Regions from separate parts of the Mus musculus genome. Here all the other regions are linked to region 3. Evidence: chromatin loops called from intact Hi-C (ENCODE). Cell type or tissue: left cerebral cortex. All regions are shown on one strand. Links, peaks and the distances in the headings refer to the core of each region. The heading gives the core; the rest is flanking DNA. Region 1 has its middle 72 kb from the start of Gm5420. Region 2 holds the start of Sgk1 (serum/glucocorticoid regulated kinase 1). Region 3 has its middle 88 kb from the start of Aldh8a1.

Region 1 (10,081 bases), core at 3,688-7,687, 300 kb after region 3:
CACGAAGCCAAGAGGACCTCCCACCTGCAACCTTCTGGCTCACGCTTTGAGGCTCCTTCTTCACATCCTAGCCTGCTTCCCTTCGGGGCCAGGAAAGCTCGGTTGCTAGGCTTGCTCTCCTAGGTTGAGGGGCCTGACAGAGAGCGCCTTGAGAGCCTCATGTTGTCTGTGATGCCCACAAGCATAAGAATGTGCATGGGGTCTTTACATTGTAGGACAGTACAGCTGTTGATGTTGTTTAAAGAAAAGGAAGAGGAGGAGGAGGAAGAGGAAGACAGGCCATGGAGGACATCGAGAAAGAGGTGCTCTTACCTCTGTCTATAAATATCAGAACTGGATTGGTCTCCAGAAAATCGGCCGGAGACCTGAATAGCCTCCTAGGTAGAAACCATTTTAAAGGAAGAAGTATGGGAGACAAGGCTAACAAAACTAAGGAATTCCAGCTAGAGGAATGTTTGTGGGAACTGCATAGGCTCTGCCATTTAAACTTATCCAACAGCCCGATGGCTTGGCCAAGCCCAAGAACATGAGCTTGAACGCTGGGACCCACATAGGGAACACTCTTCTAAGCCACGTGTCCATACTGCATCTGTATACGTGTGTGTGTGTGTGTGTGTGTGTGTGTGTTGAGAGAGAAAGACAGATAGACAGAGACACAGAGAGAGCAGAGAGGTTGTAATAATGTAATTAAAATTCTATTGAGGGCTGGGGGGTACAACACAGTGGCAGGGTGTAGGCTTAGCATGTGTGAGGTCCTGGGTTCGGTTTCCAGCACCAAAAATGTTTCAGCACTGAGGAGGCAGAGACAAGTCGATCTCTGTGTGCTTAGGGCTAGCCTGCTCTACATAGCAAATTCTAGGACAGTCAGAACTACATAGTGAGACCCTGTTTCAAATACATACATATATATGTACATACTATCATTTATTGAGACCAGAGAGATGGCTCAGCAGGTAAGCATACCGGCTGCTCTTATAGAGGATCTGGGTTGGTTGCTAGTACACAGCAGCTCACAACTCCAATTCCAGGGGATCTTGTACCCCTGGAATTGTGTGCAGACACACATGTTGCACATACATACATGCAGGCAAATGCTCAGATACATAAATAAAAATGCATCTTTAAAAATTTGCCATCTACAGTGCTAAACTGTATTGAGTGATATTTTATTTGACAAAGGAAAGGTTCACAGAAGTTTCTTGAACTTTTACATATAATACAACTTCCTGGAGATAGCTTCTAGTGGGACAAGGGCTCTCCAGCCACGTCACCATGTAAGATGGCAAACAGGCTGCTAGATGTTCTGGAAAGCAATGCTAAGGACTGAGAATGTGTCTCTCTGTTCCTCTGAACTGGCACTGACAAGCTCAAGACGTGTCTTCTGTCTGATAGAAGTTCTTTCCTTCCTGGCCTGAGGCCTCAGCATGCAGGACCATGGAGGTCACTCTTCTGGTTCCGTTGGTGGCGGCTGACTTAGGAGAGGGCGTATCTCTGTCTTTCCTTAAGCTGAGAGCAGAGTCATTCTCAGAGGCCGTGGGATGTTGCAGAGGTATGGAGAGTTCTGGGTTTCTGCAGGACCTCAAACTGAAGTCCAAGACAAGCCAGAAAGGAGACAGAAGGAGCTCGCACAGAGGCTCGCTCCACAGCCACACCCTCTGTAGCCCCTGAGAAGCTATGTGCTGTGTCTTATTTTCCTTCTGGGTTTTTTGAGACAGGGTTACACTGTATAATTCAGGCTAGCCTGGGATTTACTATGTAGCCCAGGATAAACTCACACTCTCAGTTCTCCTGCTCAGCCTCCTACTGTGGCTAGTGCAGGTTTGTACCAGTTATGCCATGTTGTTTCTTTGTTTCCATGAGACAAGGTCTTATGTAGCTCAGGATGTCTTTGAGCTCCTAACCATCCTGCCTCTACACTCCCCACCTAACCCTAAAATGGTTAGACTCACAGGTGCATACTCCCATATCCAGGTGTACTATTAATTTTTTAAAAGTATTTTACTTTATCTGCAGTGTCTGCCTAGGTGCACATCTGCTGAGGCCTGAGGATGTCAGATTCCCTGGAACTACAAACACTCTTGTGTTATGTGGGTGCTAAGAATCAAACCCAGGCCCTCTGAAAAAGCTGCCACTGCTCTTCATGCTGAGCCATCTCTCTCACCACTCTTTCACTATTTAGAAACAGAATTCTTACGTGTAAAATTCATGGTTCAGAGGCGTGCAAGTTAATAGATTAAGTAAATCCACAAAATTGTGTAACCACCGCTACTATATCTGATTCTGAAAAATGTCTCATCCATCTCATGGAAGAATTCTATGATCTCTTTGTCTTCCGTGCCCATCCCCCATGTCCTCTCAGCCACGAGGGGGTATGTTTTTATTCTCTGTCTCTATGCATTTATCAGATCGGGATCTCATGTACGTGATATCATACAGCATGCAGCCTTCTGTCCGTTGCATGTTGAGCATGGTGGGGTATGCTGGCTTTTCTGCCTTTATTACACTCCATGGCGTTCCATTTGTACGATGCACCTGGTCTCCCTAACTCAGCGACTGAGGGACATTTAGATTGCTACCACATTACCACTGCTATGAATAATGCTTCAGTGGCTATTCATATGAGGTTTTGTGGGAACGTGTTTTCAATTATCCTGGTTATATGCTTACCGCTGATATTTCTCGGTCATGCTTATGTCTCTCTGTGCTTTATTTTATTTTGGTGTTTTGAGGGAGGGTCTCTTGCAGGCCAGCCTGACTTTGAATCGACTGCTGAGATGAACCTCCTATTGCTGTTCTGCTATCCAGACACGGCAAAATGTTTTTGTTTATACACATAGATTAATGCCTCTCTTCTCTTCTCTTCTCTTCTCTTCTCTTCTCTTCTCCGTCTTCATCTTCTTTCTTTCTTTCTTTCTTTCTTTCTTTCTTTCTTTCTTTCCTCCTCCTCCTCCTTCCTCTCTCCCTCTCCCTCTCTCTCTCTCTCTCTCTCTCTCTCTCTCTCTCTCTCTCTCAGTGGTTTCCCTGTTTAGCCTAGTTGTCCTGAAACTAGCTCTGTAGACCTGACTGGCCTTGAATTTAGGAGCTCACCCTGAGCCACCATGGGCAATGATTCGAGCTGCTCTCAAGTATAGTCAGAGAAGCCTCTTTCTCACTGGGTAGCAATGCAGAGCCTCATCGATAGCTCGAGTGCTGAGACTAAGTGACTTCAGAGTACTTATTCCTAAAGGATACATTCATATCAGTCCTCCCGAGGCTCAGGGGACATTGCAGAAGAGAGGGTAGAAAAACAAAACAAACAAAACCATGGCAGCTGGAGGGTAGGGAAGAGCTCTGTGAAATGTAGTCCTCCCAACACATGACCTTTGCACGGACTTACTGCAGCTGTGGTTACCTGCACAAGACCTAAATGAGGTCCAGCGACCAAACTCTGTCAGCGTTCTAGCAGCAAGAACTAACTGAACTCTCCGTATGGGAAAGGAGACCATGAAGACTGGAAGCAGTGTGTTAGGGACTATCCAGGAGGAGCTGGAGGCAGACATTAAGGGTGGGTATGATCAAGACACATTGTATAAAATCCTCAAAGAATAAGTAAAAGATAATCTATTTTTAAAAGAGGATGCTTCAACGTTTCTGAATGGAGAGCAGGAATAAGGGAATAAGCTGAGTGTGGTAGTGCATATCTTTAATCCCAGGATTTAGGAAGCAGAGGCAGGAGGATTGCTACAAATCCAACCTAGCCTACCTGTCAAGTTCTGAGTTAGCTGGCACCCTATATCAAAAAGAAATCCAAATGGCAAAAAGTAGATTAATAAGTTAATAAATAAGTAAACAAACAAGTAGGAAATATACTGGTTTTTAGAAATATGTATTTTTATCCATGGAAAGAGCTGATCTGATTGTATCAAGTAGTTGGAAGTAAAGAGTTAAGCAAGCCTTAGGCGGGCTCAGGATCAGAGTTCAGAGCTGTGTGGGTAGAGTTTTCTACTCTCAGACTCACCTGGTTTACAGATGTGACTACCGTCTGAAGGCCAGAAGACGCTTTGCTACCCTGATACATTATGCCACAATGTCCATTATGACAGAAGTGGACTACGTTATTTTGCTTCGATTCGACCATGGTAGCTTGTGTTCCTCACTTTCCTGAGCATCGCTGTAGCTTTTGCTTAGCTTTCCAGTTCTCTCTCCCCCAACCCTTCCTCATTTATGCATTTTTGACCCCATCATTCCGGAATCATCATTTCACCATTTGGGATTGTTTTCAAACTAATGTGTCTCACACATACATCTCAGGACTCCATCCATCAGGAGCAATACACAAGATGCCAGTAAAAAAATACTGTCTCTCTAATTTGTGAATGCATGTCTGAAAAAGATAGCAAGTGTCAGATGAGCATAAAAATAACTCAGAAGGCTGAGGAGCAGGGAGGGAGAAAATACACATAATAACTAGCTTGTTGGCTCTTTGCCTCATACAGCAGCCCACGTGCTGCCGCCTGTGATGGCCCTGCTGGTGCCTGTATACAACACCCACCAGAGGCGGTTCAGGCCACCGACTCCCACGTCTCATGCCTGTCTTACCTCCAATGTGTTCCTTTCCTGGTAACTGTGACAAGGATAGCACAGCTTTATTTATTTATTTATTTATTTATTTCTAATCATAAGTTTCCTTGGGAACATACCTTGGATACTGTATAAATGGCTCCGTTGCGATTTTTCGAGAGTTCACTGAAACCCAGGTGGCCCACGATTGAGGTTTTCAGGACCCTGGTGATTTGTCTGACCACTGAGCATTCACAGGCACAGAAATGGTTCACTACATCTAGCGGGAAGGACACTGGGGCTGTGCAGCCTTTGGGCTGCTGGAGAGCATTTAGGCTGCAGAGACCGCACTGCACTTGCTGCTCATCAGAGTTAAGAATAGTGGCTCAGTCTATGGTTTTCTCAGTTCGATTTAGCAGATATTGCCAGAATAGCACTGTTCTGGATTTGGAGGAGGCGCAAGACAAACTTGCCTTGAGGAACAGAGATAAGCTATGGGAAAACGGGCCTACGCCTGAGTTCTGGTTATGTGGCTGTAACTGTGGCGATGTAATCCAGCAAGACCTCACCCACACTTTAACACTGGGCAAACCACAGGGGTCCACGGTCCATCAAAGTGGAGATGACTCACCTTTGAGCTGTGGAGGAATGGCGGCAGAAGAAGAGAAGGGTGGTCAGTTCTGCCTAACAGGTCAGTGCCGGTCAGCTGTGCACGAGGTGCAAGTGCGCTGCTCTCATGGTGAGCTGTGACTTCCCCAAAGGCGCAGCCATCTCCAATTCAGGGGAAAGGCTGGGACAGGCTAACTGGCACGGCTAGGCCATCTGCACGGACTCTTCGTCATTGTTTCCTAAGAAATACAGTCCACAGATTCACATCGTATTAAATATTGTTAAGTAATCTAGAGATCCTTTAAAGAATAGTGGAGTATATGTTTAAGTAATATGCAAATTCTATACTATCTTAGACAAGGATGTGAGCACCCCCAGATTTGGGCCCTGGACCCAGTTCTTCACAGATGCCCAGAAATGGCTATATTTGGTAAGAGGTACTTTTTTAAAATAAAAATTCACAAGATCATAGAGTTGTTTCATAAGAAAGTGATTTATAGCTTGCAAATGTATTCACTTGAAGAAAAATACTTAAATAACATTTCATAATTTGTAGCTAAAAGTCCATTTCTTGACCATTAGCTGTAGTTGGCATGTTAAACATCACTATCTTGGAGCCTCATACCATGCATGGCCACTGATTTAGGTCCAGCTGAGCTTTCAAGGGACACACACATTTACAGTGTCATTTCTTTTTCCTTTAGCTTCTTTTCCAATCCTATGGCATAATCAATCTTTTCTAGTATTCTTTTTTTTTCATATTTGCAAGATTGTTGTACCCACTCCAAAAATCTAAGCTTTCAGAGAACCTTCTGTGTGCCGTGAAATAAAGATGACTAAAAATCCATCATCCTCAAACCCTCGAGAACGGCTTTTCTGCCAACGTTAGCAACCGCCAGTAGGGTAATTGGGAAAGGATAAATATATCTTTTCCTTTCTGAGCATGGTCTCTGTGTAACCCAGGCTGGCCTTGAACTCACACGTATCCTGCATTAGCTCACAAGGGCTGGGATTCCAGGCATGCTCTATCAGGCCAGCTAGGATAGCGCATTCTGAAGATTGCTAACTAAGTGGCTAGAGAGATGGCTTGTCGGTTAAGGGCACTGGCTTCTCTTCCATAGGACTGGACTCAGTTCCCAGAACCCACGTGGCAGCTTGTAACCAGTTCAGAAGAGGGAACCCCATGCCCTCTTCCAGTTTCTGTGGCACTAGGCTCGTATATGGTGTATAGATATTCATGAAAGAAGTAAAACAATAATAACATAGATGGACAGCTGATAGATAGATAGATAGATAGATAGGTAGATAGATAGATAGATAGATAGATAGATAGATAGATAGATAGGAAATCCTGGCCCAGTGAATCATGAAAAAAAGGGGGTGTCCAGGAATTCCTATTTTTAAATCTTCCCAAATGTCATACTTTTTCAGATTTGGTAACCAGTAAGCTAGTTTAATGCTTCTCCAACTGTGCACACAGCTAGGGACCATGTTAAAATTCAAATCCTGTCTCAGTAGATCTCAGGCTGGCCCAAGACCGTGCTTCTTTAACAAGCTCCCAGGAGAGTCCCATGTTGGCAGTGCCTGACCCACGTTGTGAGTGATAAAGGTCTCAGTTACTCCCCAGCTCTGTGTTCGTGGACCACAGATAAGAATCGGAGACTGAGAAGTTCGATGAGCTGTCCAGGTCACCTTAGTGTACAGAGAAGACACTGTGAGCAGCATCGGTGTGCTCTGATGCCCACGCGTGCTGCTTGTGATAACTGCCCCCTGACCTGCTTTGACCTGGGGAAGAGGACGTTCCTGTGGTTCACTCCCCACGGGCGACAGAACATCAGCAGCTCAAGGATTCATTCTCAACCTCTCTTTACCGTCTCTGTCCCTGTCCTATCTGTCCAGTGGTGCGCTGGTAGAGGCCCTGTTCCTACTCACTGGAGAAAAAGCATCTCGCTTTGTAATCCTTGCCTTCTGTGGAGTGGATATTCCTGCTGTGACCCATTTCCAGTGACTGATGCTATGGTTTGTTTTGTTTGACTTTTTATTTCTTTTTGAAACAGGACCCTGCTCAGCCTCCCCATGCTGTGACTGTCTGCCATGCTAGGCTCCAACCTACTTTTTTTTTTTTTCTTTTTTTCTTTTTTTTTTTTTGCACAACCTGCTCTCATGAACCAGAGGAAGCCAGATTTCCCATTGCTACACCCAGCTATCATCTGACCCTCACAGGACCGAAGCCTCAAATCAGGGCAGTAGCCATGATGGCACCGCTGCTTCTTCTTTCTTCTTCTTCTTTCTTCTTCTTCCTTCTTCTTCTTTCTTCTTCTTTCTTTCTTCTTCTTTCTTCTTCTTCTTTCTTCTTCTTTCTTCTTCTTCTTCTTCTTCTTCTTCTTCTTCTTCTTCTTCTTCTTCTTCTTCTTCTTCTTCTTCTTCTTCTTCTTCTTCTTCTTCCTCCTCCTCCTCCTCCTCCTCCTCCTCCTCCTCCTTCTTCTTTTTCTTCTGAGGCAGGGTTTCTCTGTGTAGCCTTAGCTGTCCTAGAACTCACTCCGTAGACCAGGCTGGCTTCGAACTCAGAAATCCACCTGCCTCTGCCTCCCAAGTGCTGGGATTAAAGGCATGCACCACCACTGCCCAGCTGCCATGATGGCTTCTAGGCTGTAAGACACAGTGTCCATTTTGAAGAAATAACACTTGCATTTTAAGCAAGCTGATCCCAGGTGTAACTGGGTAAGAGGCATAGGTTGCAGGTGTCTTAGGAAAGCTAATAGGAAGGAGGAAAGGTCACAGGTAAAGTTTCTGATGGAACATTTAGAAACTGAAAACAAGCAAGCAAACAAACAAAAGAATCAACTGATGAATCCCAAAATGAGCAACGAACGCAGTGATGTAGCCAATCTATAACCCAAAATGTTGGATCTATTTGCTTCTTTGGACAACAGTATTGAGTGAGTCTCCTGAGCTAGGTTCTGACAATACATACAGACCTTGTGTTCTCTCTCTCTCTCTCTCTCTCTCTCTCTCTCTCTCTCTTTCTATCTCTGTCTCTGTGCGTGTGTTTATCTGTGTGTGTATATCTGTCTCTGTGTATGTTTCTATGTGTGTGTGTGTATGTCTGTGTATCTATATGTCTCTCTCTGTGTATGACTGTCTCTGTGTCTGTCTTTATATGTGTGTGTTTGTATATGTGTATGTCTGTGTCTCTCTCTCTCTGTATGTCTTTATGTGTGTATGTCTCTCTTTCTGTGTATCTGTGTGTGTTTCCTTTTTTTCTACATTTCTCAGAGGGTACGATTAGACCAGAACTGTGTCCTGTACCAGTGTAGACATAACTGCCTTTCCTTTCAGACAAGCTACCAACTGGTTTTTTTTTTTAGTGTTTTGAAGCAAAGGTTCTCTGTTTTAACAGATTCACTATTTGAGAAAGTGATGTGGTTTTAAAGGCAGACATTCCCGCAGGCTCACAGAGCAGCACAGAGCAAGAGCTACCAGACAGATAGCAAAGTCTGGGCTCTGTGTCCACATTTCACACATGCCACGTAGAAATAGGGAAAACATGCGCCTTTTCTCCATTAAAAATTATTTTAAATTGTACAGCAGTGTTATTTTCCCATATTAACTTGATAAATAATGAGAATAAAATATAAGGGAGGTAAATGTTAGACACCACCATGTCCATTTGGAAGAAATAACACTATTACATTTTAAGCAAGCTAATTTCTGGTGAAACTAGGTAAGGGGTTTCAATAAATGTAGATTCTAACATAGAAAAAAAAATAGATTTTATACTTCATCTCTGACAAGTGTTTTGTTTGCAATGATATGTGTGCTGGAAAATGTCATAAAGAAATGCACAATTTTATACATTTGCTAAAAAAACAACTTTAAAATAAACCTGCTGTGTCTTTCTGAAATTCACATTCTCACTTGGCTTCTCAGCCTAAAAATTCCTTTTACTAACAACCCTATTGTCTTGGCCGGACTCCTGAGCACTGTCACCACCTGCTACCTCTCCTAAAGACCAAGTGTAATCCACCGCTACCTCTGTGTTCAGTAAGTGTCACCTGCAATCAGAGGGGCTGCGACAAGGTTGATGGCTTTTCCTTTATGAACCACCCCTGCTGTTCAGAGAAATAAGCCAAAAGGGTAAATGTAAATCCAAAGAAAAGTTCTGCTCAAATTATAGTTAGCAAAACGAAGCCAATAGGTTTAGAAGCAAAAGACCATTACAGAATGATTTCAGCTACACAGCACACAGACAGAACCAAACACCAGCGAGTCCACGTATCTTCACCTAAGATGATCTGGACAGCAAGCTGCTTGAAGGTTGGTCTCAGGTTTTGAGCATGGGTCCTCCACAAAGGGCAGAACATCTTTGTCAGTCTGGAGCTTTCTCTGTGCTGATTTATGTCTACTGGGTCTCTTTCTTATTTCCAAGTTATGTTAATTGATTTATTGGTGGGGGAGGGTAACACATGTGTTACCACAGAGCCAATGTAGAGGTCAAGGACAACTTTAGAAGTTGGTTCTTTCCCTCCACCATGGGAGTTTGGGGGATGGAGCTCAGATATTTCATCCTTAGTGGTAAACACCCTTATCTACTGAGCCATCTCATGGTTTGTGTGCCAAATTTATTATAAAGAGCAAAGTAAATGAGCACATGGAGAAATGCTGCCCTTCGAGCATCACATGAGCACAAAGTTGTGCAGCTGCTATCCTTCATAGGGCCTTTAAATTTGGTTTGATTTAGTTTTAGAGAGAAGGTCTTCCCATGTAACCCAGGCTGGCTCTCTATGTGATGATATCCTCAGAGTCAATGTCTGAGGTGCTCAGAGACTAGAAATGTTTTTTCCCAGAAAACATCAACATCAGTCAATATTCAACATTTTAATTTTTCCACTGTTAATCTGAATGAGTAATGATTTCTCCCCATGTTACAGGT
Region 2 (10,081 bases), core at 3,674-7,673, 420 kb after region 3:
AATTTGAAACAAAAGATAATAAGAGAAATCTTTAGCATGTCCACAAAGAGACATCCAATCCCCAGTGGGTTTTGCTAAGCCATGATTGCATGCATCCCTGTATAATCAAGTTACCTGTGTCAGAGAAGGTTGTAAAATATTTCTTATGACATGATCTATTTGTATGCCTTTCTTCAGTGGGACATCCGTTCCTCAATAAATATTCTCTTATGATCTTCTCTGTTTTCCAGGTGCCATAGGAAAATCACATTCCATTCAAAACTTAAATATATCACATGCTGACACTCTCTAAGTCTGTAAGGAGTTTCTACATTATATTGATGTATGTCTCCTGTCTGATTAAGATCAAAAGGATAGATTTATTGAGAATTTTGCAAACAGGGACAAAGCCCTTCACGTATAATTTACTATTGACAGTTACCTTATGAGGCAGGTGGAAAAGCACTTCATTACCATTATTCTACAGATGAGAAAATGGGTTCAGTAGCTGAGAGAAAGATTGTCACAGTCCGTACAATTCTGGGTATATAATGTGATCAGTACCACACAGCTCCTTTATTTATTATTTGTGTTATAATTTACATAATATTACCAGCAGGGAAACTAGATAAACTATTAAAGAGCAAATGGGAAGCTGGGGGGAGGGGGAGGGAAGTACAGAGCTGTGTGAGCCTGGGGGTTGGGGGGGGATCAGGGAGTACAGTGCTGTGTGAGTCTGGGTGGGGGTGGGGGAGTACAGTGCTGTGTGAGTCTGGGCACCTGAGTGTGGATTCCCAGCCTCCACAAAAAATGCCAGGTACAATGTCATTTGTAGGTAATCTCAGGACTGGAGAGTCAGGGACAGGAGGATGAGGGGTGGGCTCTGCCTAGCCAGTCTAGCTAATTGGTGAGCTTTGGATCCAGTCTGAGATTGTCTTAGGGTTTCTATTGCTGCAATGAAACACCGTGACCAAAAGCAAGTTGGGGAGGAAAGGGTTTATTCGGCCTACACTTCGATATTGCTGCTCATTATTGAAGGAAGTTAAGGACATGAACTCCAAGAGAGCAGGATCCTGGAGTCAGGAGATGATGCCAATACCATGGAGGGATGCTGCTTACTGGCTTGCTTCTTATGACTTGTTCAGCCTGATTTCTTATAGAACTCAGGACCTGAATCAGCCCAGGGATGGCCCCACCCACCATAGGCTGGCCCCTCCCCCCCGTTAACCACTGATTGAGAAAATGCTGGATCTCATGGAGGCATTTCCTCAACTGAGGCTCCTTCCTCTCTGATGACTCAAACGTGTGTCAAATTGACACACAAAACCAGGTGGTACAGGTAAGTGCTCAGCTCCAGAAATTAGGGTGGAGAAGCCAGGTGGTGGAGCACACATTAAATCCTAGCCCTAGAGAGCTCTTTGTCTATACATCAAGTTCCAGGCTAGCCAGGACTATATAGTGAGAACCTGTCGTAGGATAATAACAAAGCAAAGACAACAGTAATAATGTGGACAGAAGCAAAGATAGGCAAGGTACATGCTGGTGGAGTCTGGGGTAGTAACAGAGTTGGGGTGGACATGACCAAAACACGTTGTAGATATGCTTGAAACTGTCAAAGAAAGTATTTTAAATTAAAAAAAAAAATGATAGAGGAGATACATCTGATGTCTACCACCCATGTGTGTGCACACCCATACACGCACAGAAAGGGAGAGGGGAAGAAGATCAAACCAAGTTTTAGGTGTTCTTTGTGACAATCAGATGCTACAAATTAGACATTCAATTAGAAAGGAAGGAAACCAGTATCAGGAGGCTTAAAGGAGATAAGAGGAGAGAGGAGGGCAGCGACTGTTACCAGAGTGCAGCCCAGATGATGGGACTGCAGCCGTGCAGCCCTCTCACATGCTCAGGGGGAGCCAATGATTCCCGCGCAGAGCCCAGGGCCAGGCTCACTGGGCCAGATTATTTGTCTTCTTATTGAATTCATTTGAAAAGACACTGCCTACTGCACTCAGCCACTTCCATAGTGTGTCAGGATCACAAAGTTGAACAAGTAATATTGCGTGGTAAAAAGAGGGAAGTCAACTCACTAATTTAATAAAACCAAGGATTATTTTGCTATAAGAAATAATTGGGCATATTTCCTTCCTGGAGCCTCTTGGCTCTTTCTCAGATAGATAAATCTATATCTATTTGGTTTAAAGAAAGAAGGAAAGAAGGAAGAAAAGAAGGAAGGAAAGAAGGATGGAAGGAAGGGAGGGAGGGAGGGAGGGAGGGAGGAAGGAAGGAGGGAAGGAAGGAAGGAAGGAAGGAAGGAAGGAAGGAAGGAAGGAAGGGAAAAAGAAAATTAAAGAAGAGAACAGAAATAGGGGCTGGTCCAATGACTCAATGGTTTAGAGCACTTCCAAGAACCCAAGTTCACTTCCCATTGCATCTTCAGATACTTACACATATGCACAGACACACAAAACCAACCAACCAACCAAACTAACTAACTAAATAGCTTCCCCCCCACCCACTCTCAGGACACTGTGCCCTCAAGCCTCAAGCAGTTGTCCAGCTGGCCTGTCCCAAGAAAAGCTATGTTGTCATCCCCAGCCTCAAAATGCACAAGGAGCCAGGATGGTATCATCACTGGGCAAAAATTACATCTTTAAAAACAAAAAGCAAAAAACATCCAGGCCTGGTAGTATAGTCACTAATTCCAGCAGCCTAGAAGGTTGAGACAAGAAGATCTCAAATTCAAGTCCTGCCTGCACTACAGAACAAGTTACAAGGCCAGAGACAACCTAGTGAGATACTGCCTCAAAACCAAGAAAGGAAAGGAAGGAGGTGGGAAATATAGCTCAACAGTAAAGGGTTTGTCTAGGATGCATGAAGTATCACATCTGATCTCCAACACTGCAAGACATAACAAAGAGATGCATAAAGATATACGTAAAACAAAAACTACCTTGTACTTCTTTTTAAAGCATTTGTATTGAGGCTACCAAGATAGATACTTAGGAAACAGAGGTGATAGTAGGCCTATGTCTTAGCTGTGAATAGACACTATGACCAAAGCAACTCTTATACGGACAATATTTAATTGGGGCTGACTTACAGGTTCAAAGGTTCAGTTTATTATCATCAAGGCAGGAGCATGGCAGCATCCAGGCAGAAGGAGCTGGGAGTTCTACATCTTCATCTGAAGGCTGCTAGCAGAATACTGGCTTCCAGGCAGCTAGGATGAGAGTCTTAAAGCCCATGCCCACAGTGACACATACTCCAACAAGGCCACACCTACTCGAACAAGGCCACACCTTCTAATAGTGCCACTTCCTGGGCCACACATATACAAACCTACAGCCTATCTGCTAATGGTCTCATTATGACAAGGAAAGTTCAAGAGGAAAGAGAGACCCTGCTGTCCCAAGAGAGCTAACTGTGTCCTGTAAACACTTTATTGTTGTTGTAATGACCAAACTATGGCCCTAAATTATGGATCCCTCTACCTTTTGTCACCTGCCTTTCCTTCCTATCCTGTCACCTGCAAAGGAGAATAGATCTAATGCTTAAGTACATGTGTACATACTTAGTCATGTTCTATTACTGTGAAGAGACACTATGACCAAGGCAAATACTATAAAAGATAATGTTTAATTGGGGGGCTTGCTCATGGTTTCTGAGGGGTGATCATCATGGCAGGGAGAGTGTCAGGTACTGAAGAAGTAACTGAGAGCTTTATAAACTGACATGACTTGAAAGCTGTGGGGGGTCGGGGGATGGGGGAGCAGGCCTGGAATGGGTTTTTGCAATCTCAAAGGCCACCCCTCAGTGACACAAGGCCACACCTCCTAGTCCTTTCCAAACAGTTCACCAACCGGGGGATAAGCATGCAGTTCTATGAGCCTCTGAAAGCCATTCTCATTCAAACCATGATATGTACATTGCTCCTGTGATACAAAGTATGCACCATTGCGCTCATGACCTTGTGTAAAGTCTAGCATAGGCTAGCTATGGCGTCAGCATCTGGAGGTGGCCTTTGGGGGACAGGAAGAATGAATTAGTCTTTAGTTTTGTCTTCGTCTCCTTCCCTTATAGACTCCATGAGACATTTCTCTTCACCTTAGGTCAATGGAGAATCTGCCAAAGCAAGTCTGTGTGGTAGAACAACAGGAAATCCAACTGAGGGCCCCAGAATCACCCGCTTCCCTGGGTTATTTAAAATATATATATTTATCACCCACATTCAATAAATGGCTGTTATAACACTTTGTGAGGAACAGTGAAGAAAGGAACAGGAAAGAGATTGAATGGCTTTCACTGTTTTCTAATGAAACTTACTGAGGTATAATTTTACTGTGCAAAACAAATTCTTTTTCGTTTCATGATGAAGTTTGGTTCTTACTGTAGTCATTACCATAATCCCGATGGGGAACATTTCTTTCATCTTAGAATAATTCTCTTTGAGTTCTCTCTGGTGATTTTAGATGGCCCCTTTAGGAAAATCACGGCCTACTGAAGCTGTAGATTACATAATGTATCCTTGTGTCTTGTACAACTTCATCCATATCTCACCTCATAGAAACTCATACTCTAAAGGAACTCAGGCACCTCTTCCCCAGTTAATCCACGTTTCCCATATAAATGGTGTAACAATGTGGGTTTTGTTGTTGTTATTGTTCTGTTTGGGTGTTGTTTCTGGCTAGGATCCCATGAATTCTAGTCTGGCCTCAAACTCTGAGGATAAGCTTGCATTTCTGATCCTCCTACCTTTAACCTCCCAACTGCAGGGGTTCTAATCCCATGTTGCCACAGTGTCTGTCGCTGTTTTGTTTTTTCTTTTGTTTGTTTGCTTGTTTTGTGGTCCTGAGGATTAAACTCATGGTTTCATGCAAGCACTCAATCAACAATTATTTTTAAGGATAGTTCTAGTGTATTTCCTACCAGTGAACGCTTACTGGTTTTGGATTTGAATGCTATATTTGAATAGAATGAGATGTCAAACAAGTGATTGAGTGGCTGAATTAATGAATGAGTGAATGAATGAGTGAGTGAGTGAGTGATCGTGTATGTCTATCTCATAGACCAAAGTACAGCCGGAGGTGAAGTAGCTGATCAAAACCACATGCTAACAGGGACCCCAAACCTTTTTGCTATAAATCCTATTTAAAAAACAAAACAAAACTCATAAAATATCAGCATCAAAGAGCACAAGTGGAAACGAGCTACGCATAATTAAATGTTTTTGTTAAATGAATTCACTTTGCAGAGGTTCAGGATAAGTTGGGGCATGTAAAAAGACTCGTCCTTGCTTCCTGTGACTCCCTTAGCATTGAATGGATTCAGCACGAATTTTTGGTGAAGGTCTGGGCAAGGTTCTGCCTATTGGTTTTGCACACTTTGTTTCTGTTCATTGATTTTCTCTTACTGCCGGCTTCTCTGTTGAAAAGGGTGGGCTTACCTCCCCAGTTGTTCCTTCTAATGTCACAGCGGAAGGAAGGGCATCCGAGGACCCTACAGAGTAAGAGACCATTCACTGCTACACATGTGTAGGCACATTATTTTATTTTTCAAGGTTTCATAGGGCAGGAACACGTTTGATGCCCCCCACCCCCTGCCTCCGGGGCTTGGTATCAGAACCGGAATCTGAAGAACTTCATTGAGAATTACATTATTGGGTCTGCATTTTACTCTGGTTACCACATTGTTGCAAAGAAAAACCAATTCAAAGAACCCTCCCAAGGGAATCCGTTGTTCTGTGTTTTCTGTGTCTCCTGACCATCCTCTGATCTTACTCACATATGCATGCATGCATCCTTGCTCCTTCCTGCCTTGCTTTCTCTTTCCATTTACCTTTCTGAGGAGGCTCTCTCCCTTCCTCCTTCCCTCCCTCCGGCTTCAGCTCTTTCTTACTCCTTCCCCCAGCTGCTTAACTACAGCTCCCACTGGAACCTACACAATCAAAAACAGCTCTCCTCCAGCAGCCTCCAGCAGCGCATCACCTGGAGCAGAGCGAGTCGCTCGCTCCCCGCTCAGCCCGGGAGCAGCTCGGTAGCTGGGGGCGGGGACGGTACCCTGCTCTCGCCTGAGCGCCCGCCAGAGCATCTCTGGATAGATTTGCTGTATCCCGCCATCCGGCCCCGGGGTCCTGTTGTGGTGATGCTTACGTTTCAAAGCAATGATGGAAAGAGAAAAGCCATTGCCAGTGGCCTCTGAAAGTGGGGCGAGTTACTGCAGTCGCTGCCGCAGCAGGATGAGCGAGTGAAAAACTGAGCCCCGTTAGCCTCTCCATCCCGTTCGGTCTTCATTCACCGTCTCCAGGAAGGCGGATCGGGATACAGATGCAGTAAACCAAGCCGGTGCCACCCTGGATCTATAACTGTGAAGTCCCTTCTGTGGAAGATGGTAAACAAAGACATGAATGGATTCCCGGTCAAGAAATGCTCAGCGTTCCAATTTTTTAAGAAACGGGTAAGCCCAGGTTGTGGTTGTTGCTTTTGTTTTCTACGCTGCTTCTCTCAAATGCTTTTGGAGGCTTGCCTAGGGTAAGCCTCGGGTTTTGTTACTGAGCCCTTCGTGAAAGCAGAGCTTCTGGTGTCAGTGGTCAAGGTGAGCGCTGGCCCTGCTGAGATTCATATTTGTTGGGGGGTGGGTAGGGGAGATGTTGATGGAAAGGGGGGGCTCAGAGGAGTTGCATTGGAAGAAGGGGGTTGGGCCGAGATGCCTTCAAATGGGTTTAAGATGGGAACTGAGATTTCTCAATCAAAGCCATGCCCAGGATTACAAGGCAGTTTCAAAGACAGCTGGCCCGAGTGCAGTTAATAAGAAGCAATTTAGTCTGGGCTAATTAAGTAGCTCTCTCGCTCTTATCTTTGAAGGGTTCAACTTTGCCACACCTTCCCTCCGTCTCAAGGGCTGCTGCATTTTCGTCTTCAATTGTTAGAAGCAGCTTTGGCTCCTCAAATCCATTCTGCCACTATCTCTATCTTTGGGGTAAACAGGAAAGGACCAGAGTGACCTTTGACAGAAATGATGGACTCCCAACATCTCAAACCCTCTATTTCAAGTTGCCTCAATTTTGCCTAGCACACGTGCCCTTACCAAAAGAATAAGGGATAGCCTGTTTTATAGCCCAAACTATGATTGGGGGGGGGGGCGTGCGGGGAGGGTTCTGCTGCTATGTACATTTGCTGTATACATTTGTTTAAATTCCTTTCATTCATAATGTTAGTAATGTCATAGGGCTGTAAATGAATAGACCTTTCTCTGTTTCACAGATAAACTCAGTTCATTGCAATGGCCACACTGGAGGTCTGTGGCTCTGCAAATTTATACATGAGTGGGGACTCAGAAATGAGTGGTTGTTGGAAGACTGATCATTGACATCCTTATGGGGAGTGTCTCTTAAGCAATAGGAGGCTCCTGTAGCCCCAGTTGTGCCGTCCTATTTAGTGCCCGGGGCGGTCCTATCCAGCTGCTTCCTTCCATTCATTCACCCTTCCCTTCATTCAGGCCGCGTCTGTGTGTGCCGAAAAGGCAACAGAACGTAATGAATTACAGGCTGGGCTGGACGGCCTCCTAGCACTGAAGGGTCAAGCTGGAAAGGCAGGTCTGCAAACCAGCAGTCTGCAAGCGCCAGCAGGAGCTCTCTCACATCCTGGCTTAGAGATCCCCAAATCTATGGCCAAATGCAAACGATACGCACTAAATCTGAGTAACGCTAACTCCTGCAGCCAGTGTCAGTTGAGAGGTCTTTCCCCAGTAGAGTCTGCAAGTCAGCCCAGCTTCTTGGTCCTCCCGCACTACTAAGGTCTCCCCTGTAGTCAAAAGATACTTTTCCAAGGGAAGCACCCTTTTATTTAGTCCTTAAATTCTTTACTTCCTTCTAACTAACTAGCCAAAGTTTGCTGTTTTTTTTTTTTTTTTTTTTTTTTTTCTCTAGCTACATTGACCAAGCTGTCTTGAATGCCTGGGCTGAAATGATCCTCCTGCCTCAGTTTCTTGTGTATTGGAACTATAGGTTTAGGCTTATGAGCTTATGCCTATCTTAACTAATTTATTTGGTGCTATTAAGGGTATTTTGTTTTACAGTGCTGGGCCTCAAGCATGCAAGTCACCCCTCCCCCACAAGCCCCATCCCCAAACAGTGAACTACGTTCACAGTCCCTGGGGAGTTTAGAACCCTTTCAGCTATATATTGTCAGTCAACCAAGTGTCAGTTACATACTGTTTATTTATTATAATAGTTTCTTATTTTCTTTGCCATCAAAATATACTACTAGAAATCCCAGCTTGACATCTGGTTGCATTTTGCTTACGAGCATAATTTACCAGTGTGTTTCAGCCAGTGTTTCTGCAGACCTTGGGTTTTGGAAAGAGTGAGACAGGGTACAGATGTCTTCTCAAAAACTGCAGGGAGAAAGAGATTTACACCATGAGGTCCAGCAGGCCATTTCACTGGGTTCAGTCTGCTGGAGATTGGGTCTGACATCTCCCTGCCCCCCCTCTGCTCTCCTTGCCCCTCAAGGACAGTAGAATGTGACATGTGTCACGTCATTGACAGCCCTGGGGAGAAATTCCTTGATTCCTGTCTACTTTGTTTTATTACACATCCGATTTATTCTGTATTCTAAATGCTCTCTGCTTGTACTCTGACCTTGCCTTGGCTTTTTCTAGTTTGGGTGTTTTTGTTTGACTGATTTGAGACGGGGTCTCTTTCTTCTAAACCCGATTAGCTTCCAACAGCTCATGGCGTAGCTGAGGCTGACCTTGAACTCCTGATCATTGAGGGCCTGTGACTCCTAGGTGCTGGGATCCCAGCCATGCTCCAGCATACATGGTTTTAAATGTATTATTATTGTTATTACACAGGTAATAGGAAAATAAATGTGTACAGTTAGAAGACAGTAGAGAAGTTTAGCTCACCTTTTCTGGAACTCTTCCTTCCCTCCTCATGTTGTCATGGATGCTAATACTTTGCTGAACTGCTCTATGTGCCTTACATACAAATTCATATTCTATAATGTCTTTGTTTTTGGCCAAGAATAATCCATTTCCTTATGTTCTATTGAAGTTCCACACATTTCTGCATATCTTAGTTTTAGCCCAGCTAGACAGTCCTACAAAGTAAACCTTTGTCTAATGCCCACATTGAGCTGTGAACAGAACTGGATTCTGGGGAGGTGGGGAGGGCTGTGCACACACACTCACCAAAGAAACAACTGAGTCCTGAACACAATTTTTTGATTGTAAAACACTAAAAGACGGCTTCCTACATTTCTCAGCTATCCAGAGGGAATCCAGTGAGCCACCAGAAGGGACTATAGCTAATGTGCTCCCATGGTGGCCCACCAGGAGCCGTATTCATTCTGACTGTGTTTTAAATCTCATGGACCAAGCAGTTTCTGCAGATTATTTCATTTATTCCTCATAGCAACCCAACAAAAGAAAAATGATTCTCTGTGCAAAGTGTAATGTAGAGAGACTGAACAATTAATTGGTTAATGTCAGTTTGTTTGTCTAAAGATCAAGTGTGGTTTTTGTTGTCGTTGTTGTTGTTGTTGTTGTCTAGGCTGGCCTCAACTCCTGCCCTCTTGACTCCACCTCATAAGTGCTAAGATTGTATGCTGAGGGTACCATCATGCCCAGTTCCAAATTGGATGTTTTGTCTCATATCATCCCCCTCTCCTCTTTCTTCGTTTCATGTCAGACTCTCCTCCACCCCCATGTGAAATAGGTATGTCACTACTCAATATCTGAAGCCCAGCCTCAGGAGGCAACCTTCTCCTAGCTCTCCGGACTCCCCTCAGTAGCAGCAGTCACTGGAGACAGCGCTGCTGACTGGAGGAGCAATGTCTAAGCAAAGCTAGGTCTGATGCTTTCCCCACAATCCTCTGGACTAATGCCTTTCTCTCTGATGTTTTAAAAGCTTGACTAATTTCACTTAGCTTACAATTGCTAAGCTAAACTAGGTAAGACTTTCTTTCATTCTATGTGTTAATGACAAATTGGTGCTAGATGTATACAGGTTATATTTTATTCTGAGAGCCTACAAAATTCAGTTAAGATGAATGGAAAAATTATTATTCTCAGTTTTTATGTGAAAATCTGAGAGCTG
Region 3 (10,081 bases), core at 3,447-7,446:
CAATTGATTATTATTCTAGCAAGAAAACAAAATGTAGTTTGGGAAATCAGTCTGAAGTGATGTTTATACATTTCGAATTGAAAAGAGTGCCTCAATTTAAAGGTAAATGAATTGGAATATTCCTAGTGCCAGGATTTATTTCAATGTAACACAGAACACAGATGAAGAAAGGGACACTTGCATCAAGCGACAGTAATAACATGTGTAGTAGGTTATTAACTCTGTTCACTTGCTCACTCTCTCAGTAATGTTTAACAAGGTTTTATTGATTATAATAGCCTTGATTTGTAAGTGGGAACAGAAGATCACATTGTGGGCACCAGGCCAGTTCTTGCACACAAAGTCTGCAAGCCAAAGATTTCATTAATAATTTATTTTAAGGGGATTATACAAGCCCTCGTGGGCCTTTCTTTTGCAGGCATATTTCATTATAATGCATAGCTTGATTTGTGAATAACTAGGATATTAATTCTGGAAGGCACCATGAACTGGAAACTGGAGGGCCTAATCAGGGCCAGAGCTAGGTTTTCTGTCTTCTATTGCAAAGTCTTTGACATGGGATGTATGCAGGTTCTTTCATCAATAGAATCCTGAACACTGGCTGCAGATACAAAGACTATGACAGCTCAATAATTTACATTTCTCTAAGAAGCTTACCATAGAAGACCCCGGATGCTCTGGGATCATCTTCTGAGCTTTCTCGGGAGGCTGAATCTCCATGTTAGAGCTCATAAAGATTGAGTTTCAGAAACTGTTCAGTGAGCCACGGTCCCTGGCAAGTAGAAAATGACCTTAAATGGTCCATCTTAAATGGACCATTAAATGGTTCAGAACTCTATCCAACATTGCATATAGTTCCACATTCATGCTGAAACTATAGATATCTGTTCTTCCCTGTACCAAGAAAGTGAGATGCAACTAGCAGCTCATGGCTGCTCTGCCCCCAACTGCTTGTCTGCTCACTGAAGGCCACAGATCCATATCAGCTGCACTTGAGGCTCTTGGCCTGCTCTCTCTTCTATAATTCATTCACCCACCATCTCTGACACATAACTTCTTCCTTTGGATGTTTATAGCTTGTGTTTCTACACTCGATCTTATCCAAAAGACCGAGAAGCGATATAGCTTGTGTTTCTATCTTGCCTGTTTTAATGGCTGTTTCACATAGACTGCTTGATGCTCTTTTTTGGTCCTGTTCATTCTCAACTCTGTGGCTGGTGGCCAGCATCAAAGTACTCCTGAAAGGTGTCTGAAGGTCTGCAGATTCTTGTTTGTCTGGAAGAAAAGTCCTGACATTTAGTTCTTGACATGAGTTTATGAGTTATGACCATGTCTGTGGCTGGGTTACTCCTAGACTGCTGTGGTGGTTCTTGTTTCTACTCTCAACTATGACTAGAGTCACATAGCTGAGTGTTCTAGATCAAAGAAACACGAGGGATTTTGTATCTCTTTGATTCTGGCTGGAGAAGGAGCACTGAACTCATGCTAACCATGGCTTACTAGCATTCTAGAAACACAAATGCCCTGCTTCAACCTGGCTAGTCAACAGCTTCAACCACAGGTTCTGTGACTGGTGGTAGGCAGGTTCAGGGCGAGGGTAGCAGGGAGATTCTCTGCCAACACACACAGCCTTGATGCAGGAACACAGCAATATGCCTCCACACTGTCTACATCATGGTCCAGCTCTGAGAGCAGTGGCTCTCAATCTGTGGGTTGAGACCCCTCTGGGGGCTGGGGGGTATCGAACAATCCTTTCTCAGGATTGGCCTAAGATCATCAGCAAACAGATTTTATATTATGATTTGCACCAATAGCAAGCTCACAGTTATGAAGTAACAACAAAAATACGTTTATGGTTGGGGTAACCACAGTGTGGGGAACTCTGGCATTAGGGAAGGGTCATATCACTAGAAAGGTTGAGAATGGCTGGCCATGAGCTAACAAATATCTACGAAGTAGTGTGCTCTTCACCTCTTAAGTCATACCTGTCTACTGTCTGACCTTTAAACTTCAAAAGTCATCATGTCTTCCATAGAGCCCACGAATTTGCCCTGTGCGGATTCTCTTAGCTGTGGCAGAAGAGGGAAAACACTTTATCAGAAATCTAGATAATAAATATGTTAAGTTTTATGACCCATGCATTCTCTCTCAAAGATAATTGGCTCTGATGTTTGTTGAGCAGAGGTCTGAGAACATGAAAATGAGCTACCATGCCTTTGTCCCCATGAGGTCTAGGAACCATCATTTGTATGGTTAGATTATAACTAGAGATGTTACCGAACTCTCTCTCTCTCCTGGGTGCTCTTGGGGAATATCCTTGTTAGAGTGGAGTAGAGTCATAGAAACATAGTTGAGAGAGTGAAATGGTATGTGTGTGTGTGTGTGTGTGTGTGTGTGTGTGTGTGTGTGTGATCTTATCTATTCTAAATTGGCATTCCTGCCCAGACTGATCAGCAACCTCCAGCTCTTTCTAGGATTTATCTCTGTGTGTCAAGTGCCTTTGTTGCCTTCTCCCCCTTCCAAAATCCAGTCTCTGTCTAAGGACCACTTCTTCTTTGAGGCTCTTACTGCTTTAAACACAAGACCGATTGATTGGCTCTTTTAATTATATGTTACCCTTAAGTTCTATTGGATTGCCCCATAATCACAGCATTGTATCTGGCTCATTAGAAGTGCTCGTTTATGGCCTGATATTTTATAGCTGCTCAGATGAACTTGTTTCCCCATGGATTCTTCTCTAAAAATATAGCTCTGGTGAATACACAATTCTTCTTGGCCAAGGCATGCTAGCAAATGAGCAGTTCCTTTTGGTTGTGGCGTTTAGCTTGCTATAGTGACCCTGGAGGTCTGATGTCTCTGCCTTCTAATGATGAAGGGACCCAGAGCCTCCACTTTCAATGGACTCTGATTTTTCAGTTCACTAAGTCCCATGTCCTGCTTTGAATGTGTAGAGTTTTAATTTTTCATATGTCAAGCAGTTAAAGCCATAAAGCAGACACTTTCAAACAGCCAAGCATGGAGGCAGAACATTTTTGAAGCCTGGCTCTATTTACAACTGAAAGAGGTGACCCAGCAAGGGCTGCAGATGTTTCTATACTCCAGGGTTCCATGAGCTGCACAGCGTCTGAAGACAGCTCCACGGAGGGCAGCGAGCCAGGAGAGCTGTGTAGGAAAGCAGAGTTGGAGACATCAGTCAGACCTCAGGGTATTTCCACCTCCCTCTGGCCAGTCCATGCAGCCATGCTTCTAGGAGAATTTAGAAATGAGACACTCCAGTGTGCCAGCTGTTTCCAGCTGGGCAAAGGAGAACCTGTACAAGTCTTATTATACTTTGTGGTCTGGCAGCTTCAGAGTCATGACAGCCCATCTAGTTCCCTAAACCACTGGGTGTTCATCCAATGAATGGAATGCTCACCTTAACATAAAATGCTACAGTAATAGCATCAGCCAATGTGCAGGATCATAGGACTTTAGCTTTTAGCTCTGTGAGAAATGTCTGGTTTTCATTTAAAGAAAAATGTCAGCCCAGACACACATTTTGCATTATGTATAGGCAAGTCACGGGACCCAGAGCTTCTTTGTGAGACTTGACATAGCAGGAGTGACAGAGCTGTCCTTTTTGTCAAGACTTTAGTGAGCAAATATTCTAATTGTATGAGCATTGCAGAAAGAGAAAGTGTTGACCGACCACCCTTAGAATTAGTCATGATTGTCTTATTAGACAAATTTACATTAATTCTTCAGTTAGGATCTAAAATAATGAGCTTCATGATGACCTTGCCATATATAACTGCAGCTGTACTGAGCTCCTCTTACAAATACATTTTAACATTGCCTGTTGACTATCTTTACCTCCGACACTAATGGGGCTAACACTTTTATGAAGCCAGCAGAGTCAGAACTTTCCAGAAGCTCATATACAGCTATGCTCCTCTGATGTTTTAAGTGATCTCTTGCTTTCAGCCCACAATGGCTTGCTTCCTTTTATTTTTGGAAATCATCTACTTTGGAAATATTTATATTTCTTATATTTATATTTTAAGAGTAGCATCTATTAAATAGTTATTTCACTTAGAAATCAGACTCATTCTGTTTGGGGATGATATAATTACAATAGACAATGTGGATATGCAAATGTATTTTCAGCAGATAAGTAAGGACAAAACTGAATGACCATAGGGAGTTTCTGGCTTGAAATTAATTTATTCTCCTAAAAATATTTCTTGTTTTACTTAACTGTTCTTTATTAGAACACAATAGACCCAATGTAGACAAAGTCTCACCCCAATCCTGACAAACAACTCATCTTCAGGGGTCCTGTTTTTCTAGCTATTAAATGAAGGGACCATTTTGTGGAGGAAATAGTTCTAAATGGTTAGGGTGAGTAAAGTATTGTGTTTTCTGGAGTCTTGCATGCAGTTGTTTTGCCGTGGTACATAATTTGGTGGAATCTAATTGTATACTGAGGCCAAGTTCTTCTGAATAGCATCTCAGCATCTTCCTACTGTGGTTTTAAATTGCTTTTCTGTCTCATTTCCCTCCTGGCTTCCTCCTGGGCTCTTGCTTCTTTCTCAGTGTTGCTAAAATGTCTTCTCTTGGGGAGATAGAAACAATGTCTACCCTTCCCACAGAGGTCCAAAGGACAAAGGGAGGCATGGATCCACCAAATATTGACTCTGGGGCAATCTGTGAATTTATTAGGCTTACTGACAGAGCAATGGAGTTTGGAGACAGGATCATGTACAGCCTTAAAGCCACCACACTGGAATATCTGTATCCAACATGAATGGTAACTGCCCCTTTGGCTATAGGTGGGACCCCTCCCCAGTCCTTTCCAGTCTATAAACGCCAAGCTCTTCTTTGATGTCATGTGCAATTAGGGCAGACTAGCATACGCCTAATTGGAAGGAGTTGCTGGATACCCAGGTGATGGTCCTGTGACCCTCCCTGACCATCCTTCTATGAGGGACGGGGAAGAGTCAACAAGCCCAGCTGTGGAGATCCTTTGTAAGTTTATACAGGTGAACTTCATGAAGATGGTGGCAGATTGGCTCTGTGGATGCTCTCAGTGAACTCTTGACTCTGGGCTTCCTCCTCCCCATCACCCTGAGATGCTGCACATACTTAAAAAAAGAAAAATAACATCAACAACATATTTTGTTTTGTTTTCCTATCTCCAAAGTTAGGGTCCTGATGTGGGAACAGGTCTGGCCTCTCAAACACAGTGAAAGCAGCAAACACCTGAGAACAAGAAAGATGAGCTAACAAATAAACTTGACCAAGACACAGCTACATGCTTGTTTGCAGCACCGCCCCGGGCAATGTCCGGAATTGAAGCAAGATGCACACAGAGATCGATAGCAAAATGGACACGGCCCTTGAAGCAGATAGTTGCCGAGTCGACCCTGGAAAGTAGCATAAGAGGCTGGGAAACGTGTTAGGCAACGCGTTTTGGATGGCAACCCACTTGAGCTTTGGAGAGCCCGCGAAGATAAAACATTCTGAAATATTAGTTGTCTTGGGAAATTGGGGTACAGAAAAGAGAGCGCTTTTGTATCACAAGATGGCTTGGAAACGGATAGATCGCCACTAGGTGACGCTGTTTCTTCATCTGTGAATCTTTCTTGTCGCATCTCCAACCCCACTCCCGACAGCCTGCAGCTTGGGTCAGTGCTGTCTAAGGTCGCTGCTTGGGATCCATCTTTGCCCTGCCGTGGCTGGAGCAAGGCCAGAATGAAAGACACCTTAGTTTCCCTTGGATTCCTCCGTTGTAAAACACGGGGTCCTGCAATTGGTGATTCTGAAACACTTCTCCATTTACTTTTCTTATATGCATCTATAACTTTAAAATGCTAAGGCTGGGCACGTTCTGCCTTTTTATATAAGCAAACAAGCAGACACTTGCACACAAGTGCCACTCCTCAACCAAATCTCAGTTAGATAATTAGACTGAAAACACACTGGGCAAGGATCGGATGAACACTGGCACACCTGTATGCACTGGCATGTTCTTGAGCTTCCTACACAGTTCCCATGTAAGACCTCAGTTATGTGCTCAGCGAGGGTAGAGCTATGGAGAGTCTTAGAGGTTTCACAGACCGTTCACCAGAGGGAAAAGCTGTTCTGCAACCATACCTCTTTAGTTCTAGAACTTTCTTCTTGGCTCTGGGTCAGCTGGACCCTGGGCTTCCTTGTGTGAGTTATGGAATTTCACACAGGAGTTCTGCTTGCTTAAACCTCTTGTGATCACTGATGGACACGGACACCTAGCTCCGGTGTGAGCTGTTTCCTGCCTTCATCTCTAGCAGAGATCCAAGAAGGGTGGCTTGCTCCAGATGTTTTCCATCCTGTGGTTGTTATGCCAAGGCAAGAATACAGCAGTGGGGCCAATCATGTTGCTGCGTACATTTCTGGGCCAGCGTTCCTTGTCTCTTCTTGATGCTAGTCATTAATGGAGCCTGGATCTGTTCAGTGCAGACAGGCTGTTTTCCCTTGGCCAGCTGGAAGGTTGATTGTCTGCTCTGTCTTACAGGATTTGTAAGAACCAGATGCCCCTTGTAAACAAGATTGCCCACCCGTAGCCTACCATGAAAATGCCACCTCAATAGGAGGAGAGACTTGGAGAAATCTAAAGAAATTTGGCAACATGAATCTGGGATGGGGTAGAGAAAATTTGAAAGCACAGATATTTAAGTCTACTACTTTGCAATCCTGGTTCGTGGTTTTTTTTTTTTTTTCCATTTAAGTGATGTTGGATTTCAACTTTGTCTTTTCTTCATCTAATGTAATGGTAAAAGTTTTATTTTTAATAAATATTAAAGTTCCCATTCTTTAAGAAGATAAAAATAGCAATAATCTCCAAATGCACCAGCCCCCCACTCCTCTCCCCTCTGCCCCCTGCCTCTCTCCCCTCTGCCCCCACCCCTTTCCCCTCTGCCCCCACCCCTCTCCCCTCTGCCCCCACCCCTCTCCCCTCTGCCCCCCCCCCGCCTCTCTCCCTTCTGCCCCCACCCCTCTCCCCTCTGCCCCTATCCCTCTCCCCTCTGCCCCCACCCCTGTCCCCTTTGCCCCCTGCCTCTCTCCCCTTTGCCCCCACCCCTCTCCCCTCTGCCCCCTGCCTCTCTCCCCTCTGCCCCCATCCCTCTCCCCTCTGCCCCTCTCCTCTCTGTCCCCTGCCTCTCTCCCCTCTGCCCCCATCCCTCTCCCCTCTGCCCCTCTCCTCTCTGCCCCCTGCCTCTCTCCCCTCTGCCCCCACCCCTCTCCCTCTGCCCCCACCCCTCTCTCCTCTGCCCCTCTCCTCTCTCCCCTCTGCCCCCACCCCTCTCCCTCTGCCCCCACCCCTCTCTCCTCTGCCCCTCTCCTCTCTGCCCCTTGCCCCTCTCCCCTCTGCCCCCACCCCTCTCCCTCTGCCCCCACCCCTCTCTCCTCTGCCCCTCTCCTCTTTGCCCCCTGCCTCTCTCCCCTCTGCCCCCACCCTTCTCCCTCTGCCCCCACCCCTCTCTCCTCTGCCCCTCTCCTCTCTGCCCCCTGCCTCTCTCCCCTCTGCCCCCACCCCTCTCTCCTCTGCCCCACCCCTCTCCCCTGTACCGATGGCCCAGCATCTCTCTCACTAGCTCAGTTCAGCTCCAGTGTTCACAGCTAACAAGGTTTCATTAATGTGGAATGGGAATTTGGCCTTTGCTTCCAAACAAGGCGCTGAGCTGGTGCAGCCTCAGCAGGGGAGAGCTTTCCCTTTCTTCATCTCTGTGCTTCCCTGGTGTGTAATCTTGTCTTCTGAAATAGTTGTAATCAGAACAAATTACCTCAAGAGCGGGAATGAAAAGATCTCACAGCCTTTGTGGGTATTTTGGTTTTTTTTTTTTTTTTTTTTTTTTTTTTTTTTAGTTTTCTTTAACAGCTGGCACCTTCCCTCAGTAATTGAAAATGATCCAGGAAATTTGTGTGTCCTTGGTAACATTTCTCTTGAGCATGTGAGCTGGGCTTTTAAGGTGACAGCCTTGTTTCAGCTGGTGCAGGGGGACCTGGGGAGAAGAGAAACCTGTCTCCTGGCCTGGTCCCCTTCCCTTAAGGGGAACAGAATAAAAAAGTTTTAAACAATTGGCTGTTGGGGCCTGGGGAAAGAGCCACGGGTTTATGAATCTAGACCCAAATCTTATGAGCCACAAGACAGGTTGATTTCCGAGAGATGGTGTCCTAGTTAGGTCTTATTTTGTTTTATTTTTTTTTTTTGTCAACTTGGCACAAGCTACAGTTATCTGGTAAGAGGAACCTCAGTGGAGAATCCACCTCCATCAGATTGCCTTTAGGCAAGTCTGAAGACATTTTCTTGGTTAATTGTTAACATGTGCAGCATAACCCTGGACAGGTGGTCCTGAGTTGTTTAAGAAATCAAGCTGGACAGACAAGCCATGGAAAGCAAGCCAGTAAGCACCACCATGGTCTCTGCTTCGGTTTCTGCCTCCAGGTTCCCGCCCTGCCTGAGTTCCTGTCCTGACTTCCCACAGTAATGAACAGTAATTGGGTCGCGTACGTCGAACCCTTCACAGTTGTTTTTGGTCACAGTTTTTATCACAGTAACAAACAGCGAAGACAAAGGGAGAAGCTGTTTGAGTTCACTGCTGTTCAGTGGGTGTCGGTCCCTTGGGAAAGGAGACTGAAGGATCAGCGTAGGAGTTTACGATGCCCCTGGGACATGCTTAGAGGAAACACCTGGCAGTTCAGGTGCCATTTCTGTGTACTCCAGCTAGAGATGTGTGGAAATATAGTCAGTCATCAGTAAGGTTATTTTTCTGAGCTAGGTGATAATGCCCCACGTTCATCCAGGAGGCCACGGGAAGTCTACAGAGCTGGGTGTCATGGGGCTGTTTATCATTGTTCACTAATGACAAGTCAGGTGGGGAAGACCTAACACTGACCAAGCACCGCCGTCCTGGGTCTAAGGCTCCGACACCTCTTTGCAGGGCTGCGTGGGTCCGCATGGCTTATGATGCCCAGAACATATTACCATTAATTGAATGGAAAGTGAGCAGAGATCAGCAGAACCTTGTGTTAGCCAAAACTTATATATACTTAAAGCATGGGCCTGTCTGCAAAGCCTAAGGAGAGTTCAAGAGATGATAAAGACTAAGCTGTCTGGAGAGGAGAGGATTTCACACACACACACACACACACACACACACACACACACACAACGGTTAGTGTCCTAGTTAGAATTAATCGTCAACTTGGCAGCCTACAATTACCTGGAAAAAAAAATCTCAATTGAGTAATTGTCTTTATCATGTTGGTCTTTGGGCATGTCTAACAGGATGACCCAGGCCGCTGTGGGTAACACCATTCCACAGACAGGCAGTTCTGGACTATATAAGAGAGATAGCTAATGGAATCACAGCATGAGACAGGAAAGGAGATCTAGGGTCCCACCCCTAGCCAAGAACCTCTTTGCAGCTGATACCCACTGGCAAAGGGAAAAAAAACCCTCAGTTTTTCTCCAGTGGAATTCCACTGAGTAAGTATCTCAACCACACTCCAGGATAGACCCATGCCCGGGAGTAGTTGACAAAACAAAGTCAATAGATATTTTTTGTTGACTTTTTGTTTTGGCTTTTTTTTTTTTCCATCTTTTTGGTCCTTTGCTTGTTTGTTTTGATTTTCATTTTTGAGGATTTTGTTTGCTTTGCTTTTGGTTCTTTTGAAAGAGAGAGGGAGGGAAAAAGCATTTACGTTGGGTGGGAAAGGAGATATGGAGGATCTGAGAGGAGTCAGAGGAGAAACACATTGCACGAAAATATTTCTTGTTAAAAAAGAAAGAACTCTAGCTAAACGTATGTCCAGCAAGCCAGCAAATAGCATCACCTGATGGTTTTTACCTCAAAGTCTTGCTCAAGTTCCTGCCCTGACTTTCTCAGTGATGGACTGTAACCCCTAAAATGAAACAAACCTTTTACTCTCCCAAGTTGCTTTTGGTCAGTGTGTTTTTAATCACAACAACATAAAGAAAACTAGAGCAGACAGCAATCTGTGAAACCAGCACTTTCTACTATGTAACACCAGGAATACTTTAAGCAGAGTGGACATCATA

Evidence for each region. Hi-C counts contacts between places; a loop is a spot of excess contacts. Peaks named below come from ENCODE experiments on the same cell type or tissue, not always from the same donor. Only the 100,000 strongest peaks of a DNase experiment are listed, where the experiment ranks them.
Region 1: a loop joins it to region 3, with 4 times the contacts of the local background. A loop is called at or near these places in 4 of 42 quality-filtered maps.
Region 2: a loop joins it to region 3, with 6 times the contacts of the local background. A loop is called at or near these places in 5 of 42 quality-filtered maps.

The regions. Positions count from the first base shown.
Region 1 is chr10:21,758,229-21,768,309 of GRCm38, forward strand. No RefSeq gene overlaps it. Among named protein-coding and RNA genes, the nearest start is that of Gm5420, 72 kb to the left of the region's middle. In left cerebral cortex, for the core only: a CTCF peak has its summit at 6,036; DNase peaks (open chromatin) are centred at 4,492, 4,965, 5,575, 6,000 and 1 more place; H3K27ac peaks cover 2,060 bases.
Region 2 is chr10:21,876,273-21,886,353 of GRCm38, forward strand. It overlaps Sgk1 (serum/glucocorticoid regulated kinase 1), which reads left to right and starts at 5,912. Exons shown (of 14, transcript NM_001161845.2): 1 at 5,912-6,435. The coding sequence starts at 6,367. It overlaps Gm46215 (a long non-coding RNA gene), which reads right to left and starts at 6,006. Exons shown (of 3, transcript XR_001779732.1): 1 at 5,921-6,006; 2 at 5,426-5,478. It overlaps Gm23839 (a small nucleolar RNA gene), which reads right to left and starts at 2,620; the gene lies at 2,512-2,620. In left cerebral cortex, for the core only: no CTCF peak of the experiment used is centred there; DNase peaks (open chromatin) are centred at 6,055 and 7,471; H3K4me3 peaks cover 2,446 bases; H3K27ac peaks cover 2,318 bases.
Region 3 is chr10:21,459,933-21,470,013 of GRCm38, forward strand. No RefSeq gene overlaps it. Among named protein-coding and RNA genes, the nearest start is that of Aldh8a1, 88 kb to the left of the region's middle. In left cerebral cortex, for the core only: a CTCF peak has its summit at 5,585 (motif pointing right); DNase peaks (open chromatin) are centred at 5,604 and 6,433; H3K4me3 peaks cover 206 bases; H3K27ac peaks cover 454 bases.